Regions from separate parts of the Homo sapiens genome. Here region 2 is linked to region 1. A link is a loop called in an ENCODE intact Hi-C map of the cell type or tissue named here. Cell type or tissue: ascending aorta. All regions are shown on one strand. Each heading gives the region's core, and the rest is flanking DNA. Links, peaks and the distances in the headings are about the cores only.

Evidence for each region. Hi-C counts contacts between places; a loop is a spot of excess contacts. Peaks named below come from ENCODE experiments on the same cell type or tissue, not always from the same donor. Only the 100,000 strongest peaks of a DNase experiment are listed, where the experiment ranks them.
Region 2: a loop joins it to region 1, with 3 times the contacts of the local background. A loop is called at or near these places in 3 of 110 quality-filtered maps.

Annotation. Positions count from the first base shown.
Region 1 is chr5:171,519,492-171,523,868 of GRCh38, reverse strand. No RefSeq gene overlaps it. Among named protein-coding and RNA genes, the nearest start is that of FGF18, 100 kb to the right of the region's middle. RefSeq lists enhancers at 987-1,518, 3,121-3,653, 3,654-4,187, 4,188-4,377 and a silencer at 3,270-3,564. In ascending aorta, for the core only: a CTCF peak has its summit at 2,424; a DNase peak (open chromatin) is centred at 2,418; H3K27ac peaks cover 2,641 bases.
Region 2 is chr5:171,448,710-171,453,086 of GRCh38, reverse strand. FGF18 (fibroblast growth factor 18) reads right to left here. Exons shown (of 5, transcript NM_003862.3): 4 at 3,834-3,940. Among named protein-coding and RNA genes, the nearest start is that of FGF18, 31 kb to the right of the region's middle. RefSeq lists an enhancer at 1,553-2,124. In ascending aorta, for the core only: no CTCF peak of the experiment used is centred there; DNase peaks (open chromatin) are centred at 1,956 and 2,546; H3K4me3 peaks cover 1,381 bases; H3K27ac peaks cover 2,154 bases.

The DNA of each region.
Region 1 (4,377 bases), core at 264-4,263:
GACATGTAGATGAACGAAAGGGCCCCCAGGCCCACTGGACATGTCTCTTGCATCTCCCATTGACAGCCCTTGGGGGTCATGATGTCCCCAACCCACCCCCTCGGAGAAGGGAAGGAAGGAGGCCAGCTTCCAGTGTATGCCTCCTCCCCGCAAAAGAGGAATTATTATCGCTGATATACAAATGTGGATTCTGAAAAGTTGAGGGGCTGGCCTGTTGTCACACAGCCAAAGTGTAGCCAGCTCTGCCTAACCCCATTGCCCTCCTTCTTCCACTCCCCACAGCTGGTCCTACCACTGTGCCATGTGAGCTGTAGGCTCGGGTGTGATGCTGTAAGGAACACTGATGACAGCTCCCATGCAAAGTCCTTGTGCCATGCTGGGTGCCCTCCATCCATCATCTCATTAAACTCACAACAGCATTACAAACGGGGATCATTAAATCTCATTGTATAGGTGAGAACACTGAGGCTCACAGGAATGAAATGGTCTCCCTGGGCACACAAAGGAAGTAGGGGAGTTCCTTAAGTGCTGAATGGAATGGACCCACTGCTAAAGTGAGATCCCATTAACATGTGTACCATGCTTTCTGATGCACCTTCAACATCCGCTATTGACCACACAGCTAGCATGCACCTGCGCTCAACAATTAGTCATTGCATAGATGAATGGATGGATGGATGGATGGATGGATGGATGGATGGATGGATGGATGAATGGTTGGATGGATAAATGAATGAATAGATCCAGAGCTGACATATGAATCTTGATCCATATCAAAAACCAAAGTCCCAACTGAGCACAGTGGCTCACATCTGTAATCCTAACACTTTGAGAGGCCAAAGCAGGAGGAATGCTTGAGGCCAGGAGTCCAAGGCCAGCCTGGGCAACATAGCGAGATCTTGTCTCTACAAAATAATCTTTTAAAAAATTAGCCAGGCATAGGGACTTGCAGCTATAGTCCCAGCTACTCCAGAGGCAGAGGCAGGAAGATCGCTTAAGCCCAGGAGTTTGAGAGTTTGAGGCTGCAGCGAGCTTCGATCCTGCCACTGCACACTATCTTGGGTGACGACAGAGCAAGAACTTATCTCAAAAAAATAAAAAGAACCAAGGTCCCAATTCTGGCTCTACTCACCATCCGAGGCCTAGACCAGGGTCTAAAACCCGTGGATGCCCAGACGCCAGCTTCAAGGAATACAGACTCCCCAGGAGCTGGCCCCACAATGAAACCATTGCAAGCAGCCCTCACAATTCTGTCTCCCATCCTCGTCACCCCATAGAGGGGCCGGGGTCAGAAATGATGATCATGGCTAATCCAGTGAGTTCTCCAGCCACCTTCTAAGTGGTCACCCAATTCTACCTCTCCTTGAGTCATCTGAATGAGAATGTTGGAGAGTAACCTGAGACCGCAGGGAAATGGAGGCACAGAGAGGGGAAGGGACTTGTCAAGGTCAGTCAGCCTTGGTTCCTGGGGTTGAGCTTGATCTGCATGGAAAGAGCCTCAAACACCATTTTGTGCTAGCTCCCTGGGATCCTTTGCCTTGAGTACATTTTTATAGCTCCTTCTTTGCAGACGGAGTGCTTGGGGCCCAGACACAGTCCTTGTGCCTGTGGAGGGGCAAGCTGATCAGCCTCGAGACAGCCTCCAGCTTCACCGGCAGCCCTGACAGCTTATCAGACCCAATCAAACACACATCCAAAATGGTTTTCTAGGCCAGGGAGGAGGGTGGAATATTCATCCGGTCAAGCAAAGTGTCACACTGGTTGTCCATACTCTCAGCCTGGTATTCAGAGCACACCTCTCTGCGTTTCAGTTCATCTCCTAGCTTTACACTGTTGGCCTTCCAGCAGGGCTATAGCCACTGCAAGACCTTTGCAAATGCTATCTGTCCTTTCTGCCTGGAGGCACGTTCCTGCTTTATCCCTTGTAGAATTCTCACTCCTCCTGTAATGCCACCTTGGAGGCCCCACCCTTGAACTTTCCTCCTACCTGGCTCCTCCCACTTCTCCATCCCAGCATTCTGTTCCATCATGGCCTTGTGATGGAGTTGTCTCCTGCCCTGGACTGTGAGTTACGTGCAGAAGAAACCTTGTCAAATAATCTTGTTACCCATCCCCTCACTGGTCAATCCCAGCACCTGGCACATTTAAGGGTCTGTCCCTGATGTCCTGACTCTCTGAAGGCTTGACCTCTCCTGCAATCACCGAGCTCTGTTCTGAGATGTGATTTGTTCTGAAATGTTCTTACTAACTTGGGTGAATCCTCTGTACTGCAGAGGAATGCAGCCCTTTAGCAGCTTTTTCAGATGACTCACTAGGGGCTGAGGATGATTAAGGGAGCATTAATGTTACTCTTTTCTCTCCAGTTCCTAAAACCTCCCTGGCCTGCTCACAGATGTATTCCCAGCACCCGACACCAGGCTGGCACAGGCCTTGTTTCTTGCAAGAGGAAGAAATGAATAAAGGCAGCTCTCAGCCCAGCAGCCCCTAAGCTGTCTACATCTGCAGCTTTCCCTATCTCCTAGGGTGACATAACACAAATGTCACAGGTTGCAAGCTGAAGAGGCCTGGGGTTGAATCTTAGTTCTGCCTCCTCCCACAGTGAGAAGGTGGGCAAGTTCCAGGAGTGACAGTGCAGAATGCTGGAGCTTGCTGGAGACTTAAAGGTGCGATGGCACAGAGGCACGGGGCATGACTGCAGCTTGGGAAAGGTCTGTCCCACCCTCCCCCCATTGCCCTCCCTCATACCTCCCCCACATCTCAAGGGCCTTTGTCTGTTCCCATCTGCCTCTGCCCTGGGCAGAGGCTGCCCTGCCTGCCTGCAAGCTCTGCCTGCTGTTGCGGGGCAGGTGGGTCTGGGAGGGCCAGGCCCGGCCATTTCCTCCCTTCCCTTCCCGCCCCGCCCGCCTGCCTGCAGCCAGCTGTGGGGCAGACATTCCTAGGCCTGCTCATTGATATTCAGGAATGGAACTTGAGCCGGCTCCGGGTGCCCAGAGCGGGCAGGCGCTCAGACCCTCTGCTTGGGTTCTTCTGCCCATATTGGGAGGACCTCAACAGCCTCACCAGCCAGAAAGAGCATCCCAGGCCACCGACTCCAGCAGTTGGATGGCAGGGGAAACTGAACCCTGAAGTGGGGACCCCTCAACAGCCCCAGGGCACGCAGGAGTCTGGGGGTGTGGGTGGCTGAGATCTCCCGACTCGCTGCACAGTGCTCATTCTCTGCCAGCCGCCTGAGTTGCAAAGTGTCCCCAGAGCTTCCTGCTCCTCCAGGTGCTTCCGAGTCCTTCCCAGCCCCACACTGCTCTCCGGAGGCCCTGCCCAAGGCCCCATGGAGGGAGGGAGCTGGATCCCAGGCTGGGCTGGCCGGCCTTCCCACACTGTCTCAGCGGGAAGACAGGAGGCTCCTCCCTCCCAGCCGCAGATTGCCAAGCCTCCACCTCACACCTCTGGGTTTTTGCAGATGGGCTTGTTTTTCCTTGGGGTGTGAAAGAGCTGGTTGGTCATCGAAGGGGCCTCCTCCCCTCCAGGCAGCTGCTCAGGCCAGCCACAAACTCCCATCTCCCCAGGAGATGGCCCCTGACCCAGGGGTCACAGGGTGGGGAGGAGGTGGTACCCTCCCAGGACCAGCTGGGACGGGCCTTAGGGGGCCCAGCCCCGAGGACTGAGGCTCCCACCCCAGGAGGTGGCAAAAAGCCCCCTCCATTGCTCCTTGGGAAGCAAGATAAGCACCTTCCCCCCACCCCGTAGGTCCTTCTCACACTTCTCAGCTTCAGCTGAATCCTGTTGGACTCAAGTGTCCACAGGAAGGACACAGGACAAGGCCTCACATCCCTGTAAGGGGGTCCATCCCCTCATACACAGTTCTACAAGCTCCTATCCTCATGCTTTCTGCACAGTCTCTCCCCTGGCCCAGCTTCCAGCCTTCCCTCCTTCCAGAACCTTCTCCCAGGACCCTGAAGAACCCCAGCCCCACAAACAGCACACTGCCTCGCACACAGCTTCCTCCTCTTCCCAGCTCCTCCCTTCCATGGCCTTGGGGAGCCCCCTCTGCCTTGGGGACATCATTTCCTCCCCTCCCTCCCAAGAGAAGGCTGGCTTTCCTCTCTCACCTCAGGACAGGAGACAGAGGCGGTGTCCCCTTGCTTCCATGGCCACTTTCTGGCCTATGCTGCCCACACCTTCCCAAAAACACCTGCTCTCTCAGGACACAGGCTGTTTGCAACATCTCACCCCCCTCACTTGTCCACAGCCTCTTGGGCACTCTTCACTCCCTGAGGAGCCCCCCAACTGCATCTCTTGCCATTGCCCTGGGTCGCTTTGACACCCTCACAGACATCCCTCTCAATGTCCTGGCCCCTCTGTCTTGGACTTCCTCGTCAC
Region 2 (4,377 bases), core at 98-4,097, 71 kb after region 1:
GTAGAGAGTAAGTGAATATTCCATCCCAGAACCCTGATGATGTAGCAGAATTTGATCTCTTTCCTACTACCACCTCCAACCTCTTGCTTCCCAAACTGGAGCCCTAGTCCTTCCATTTGATCTGAAGACGGAATCCTGATGACCTCATCTGGCCCCTAGATCCAGTCTTACCTGAAACTAGAACTACCCCCTGGACTGTTGGTTTTTGTTGTTGTTGTTTGCTATATAAGCCCCGTATTCCCTTTTTGCTTAAGGCATTTTAGGTTAAGTTTCAGCCATTTGCAACCAAAGCCATCTTAACAAAGATGTGCTGGTGGGCAGAGCACTCCCCTGCCCTGAAAAGGTCTGTGGCTCTATGTTGCCCCAAAAAGGACTCATCAGTGATCGCAATAGGTGGTGGCAGATGAGAAAAATACAATCTGGGTTGCGTCTCCAGAGATGGGGAAAAAAATGCCTAGCACATCATGCTAGACACTCAACAACTGTTTACAAAATGAAAGGAAGCGCCACCTCCTGGGCCAGGTGACATGGGTTCCAGAGGGTAGCAAGGAGAAGGGGGGCCGCCTGAACATGCAGGGGCTGGGGACACAGCTTTGGCATCTGATTGGTACAATGCAGCAGAAAGAGTAACTCCAGCAAGGGCCTGCAACCTCTGGAAAGCTCTGTCAAGGGCTCAATGCAGGTACCCTTGCTGTGGCCAGAGATGTGCAGGGTTGGCACACAGATGGCCCAAGGAAGCTGCCCCATTGAGCCACTCCAAAGGAGTTGGCACTGGAGCTGAGACCAGGCGTTCCCACAGGTGAAGAAGTGACCTCGTGACCTGGCTCCAAAGGGGAAAGGGACTAACACTTAGCAAGTGCCTACCTGCTTACTAAGTGCCCAGATTATCATTCCCATTTTACAGATGACGACGCTGAGGCTCAGCAAGGCCAGGGCGCTTAGACTCCCTTGGGTTGATGTGAATAATTCAGGCTGTAGCTTAAGAGTCAATCCACAGACAGCAGGAACCATGTTTCTATTTCTTTGGTGCCCCCGGAGCCCTTTGGCCAGGTACACAGAACTCAGATGAATGGATGCAGAATCCGCCCTCAGGGAGTTCCCAGTGTGACAGAGGATGCAGGCACAAAGACAAACAGTGACAACCCAGGTTAGCAGACAGGCAACAGAGGGCTGTGCGAGGGACTGTGGGGCTCCGGGGTGGGTGGGCTGACAGAGGGGTCAGGGAATGACCAGCCAGGACTCAGGGCAAGTGGACAGAGGGAAGGGCAGTCCCGGCAGAGGGCACAGCATGGACAGTGCCCGAAGGCCCCGTCCATGGAACAGCGGTGCTCAGTGCCACGCATCTGGAGCATAAGGAATCCATGTGCCCGGGGAGGCTCCCCAGGGCCTTCGGTGTCCCATAGCAAGGTGGGAGGACCCATGGATGGGTTTGGAGCTGGGTGGGGGTGGAGGGCAGGTCATGTGCCGCCCTCCAATGCCGTATGTGCTGTAGAAAGCCGAAGGTGGGCAGCGGGGAAAGGCCTGGAGATGCAGAAGCCACACGCCAGGCGGCTGGGGCAACGATTTCCGGGATGGTAGGAGGCCAGAACAGAGGCGGTGGCAGGGGTTAGGGCAGGAGGGGACACCCAGGGCCTAAGGTACGACTGGGCAGGGAGGCTGTGGAGAGGACCGCAGCCCAGGAGCCAGATTCCCGCCTCGGGGGCCAGAGAGCGAGGGGGCGCTGGGCGGGGCAGAGGTCAAGCCTGGACAGGTGGATTTGGTGGCGTCCTCGAGTCCCCCGGGTGGGCCCAGAAGACAGGAGGCTGGCAAGGGTTGGGGTCGGGCGTGGAGGCCTGGGCGGGAGCGGGGGAGGCGCCGGGGGCCGGGGCCGGGCCTCCCTCCGCTGCGCCAGGGTGCGCCGCGCCAGCTGAACCGTCACCAATATTAATGACGGGAGAGAGGGCGAGGGGGCAGGAAATCGGAGCCGGCTCCTGTGGAAGCGGTGACTCAGCGGCTCGCCCGCGGGCGGGAGGCGGCCGGCGGCGGGGTGGGGGGGCGGCCCGAGGGGACGGGGCTGCTCTTTTGACCCCCGCGCAGCCCTCCTGGGGTCAAGATGCCGGGAACAGCACGCAGACGGCGAGGGCGGGCCGCGGCGTGGGCACGGGCACTGGCGGGTGCCGCTGGCCCCTGCTGGGGGAGAAAGAAAAACGAGCCGAAAACTCAAAGCAGGTTGGGCCTGGGAGGCGGCCCAGGCGGGCAGGAGAACAAAGCGCCTGACGCGGGGCTGGGCCGCGCCGCCACAGGAAACGACCGGCCAGGCCAGGGGGACCGGCCAGGCTAGGGGGACCCGGCGCCCGCGCCCCAGTCCGTGGCCCCGGCCCCGGCCCCGACCCCCCTCGCCGGCCGGCCAGCCTCGCAACGGCGGAAAGTGAATCACTAATTAAAACCACTCCTCGGCATCCCGGAGCCGCGCTCTGCGGATTACTATTATTTTGCTCTTTGAGAAGCCTCAGTTGGTGTGGGCAGTGCGGCTGGAATCTTTTCCTTCCAAACCGGGCTTTGAATCCCGCCGAGCTGTAGTGTGGGACCTGGGACAAGTGCCCGGGCGTGGCCAAGCCTCGGCTTCCTCATCTGTGGAATGGGGATGGTAGCGGTGGCAGCCTCCTGGGATTCACTGGGAGCGTTTCAGTTCAGTGCCGGGCAGAAAGTCAGTGCTCAATTAGCGGAAGCTATTATGACAGTAATTATTAACAAAATAATGCGACAATGCCCTGGCTGGGATCTCTGGCCTGTTACATCCTCCCCAGCCTCTTGGTATGGGGGAAAGGGAGAGGGATAAGACTTGGGGGATTCAAAAAATCAAAAACATGGCTTCAGCAAGACTGAAGTCATCTCCCCCACCCCCAACAAGATGTAATGAACCGCAAATAATCAGCCAGGGCATTGCCCCCAAGCACAAGCCCATCCCCCTTAGAATCCAGGCCTACCCTCCACCCCACTCCACCTGTCCAGGCAAAACCCCCTCAACCCTGGTTGTACAAACTGCATATGGGAGTCAGTCCCTGCAGAGAGAAGGGGACAGAGAACCTGACCCTACCATAGAGCTCCTGTGGATAACACCTTCCATTGGAACACCCAGAGGAAGCCAGTTCATGACTTTTGCAAACAAGCGCACCCAGGAAACGAACAGGGGTGCTGAGAAGCAGCATCATTGGAGACTCAGATCCCCACACACGTGGGTCTCCCCAACCCGAGGGTCCCCCCAACCTGCACCCCCACTCCTGCCCCCACCCTAATTTGTTAAATGCAGCTCTCTTGCCAGTTTCAAAGTAATAAAATCTTTCTGAAATGCTAGAACCAAGAGGCCCAGCGCTGACGAGGCGGCCAGGTTCCAGAGGTCACTGCTGCAGGACGGTAAGCCCCTGGCAATTGTTAAAACGATCGATGCAGCCACAGCCCTTGGCCTGCCGGTTCCTTGCTCCCAGACGTCAGGGACATGTAGCCGGGGTGCCCCAGAGCCCCTCAAGGATTCTCCCACTACCAAGCAAGCCAGAGCTCCACACCCAACAGGAGAGACACAGCCATGGATACCTCAGCCTGGTGAGTTCAAGTGCCCGGGGAAGAGAAGTGGGGGATGGGATGGGGTGAAAGGAAGAGATTACAGTCTCTCTCTCTCTCTCCTGTCTCTCTCTCTCTCTCTCTCTCTCACACACACACACACACACACACACACACACACACACACACGGCCTGTTTTCCATTTGGGACTGACAGTGCCCTGGACACATTGTTCCAGCTCCCAGAGCTGCCAGAGGGGAACCCGAAGTTCCCGGGAATCCCAAACCATCACTCACCTTCCCCACGAGCTTGCCTTTGCGGTTCATGCACAGGTAGAATTCCGTCTCCTTGCCCTTGATCCGGACTTGACTACCGAAGGTGTCTGTCTCCACTAGGAGCTGGGCTTCGAAAGGCAGAAGGAGAACAAGACACATTTTATTACCAGGGGCAATGGCTTGGTCTAAAGGCTCAGTGACATGGTCCCTGGTCCTATCTTTGGTCCCTCACTCCCCCAAAATCAGGCATGGGGAGGCCTAACAAGTCCCACAGGACAGATGCCTAAATAACCACAGAGAAGTCAGAGAAGTAGCTGTCCCCTGCCCCTCAGGCAGGGAGATGGAAGCTGCCTATCACCTGTTCCCTTTCCTCCAGCCTCTCTTGGCTCCACTTGGGATCCAGATGGCTCCAGCCAGAAGGGAGTTCTGCCCCCTGTGGCTGAACACCAGTGTGCCCTTCTACCCATCGTCACCCACCTTCCCTAGCCCCTCAACTCTATTCCACCAAACAGGACAAAGAACCGTGCAAAAAACCCATTTCCCAAAGCAGGACAGACGGCCATAC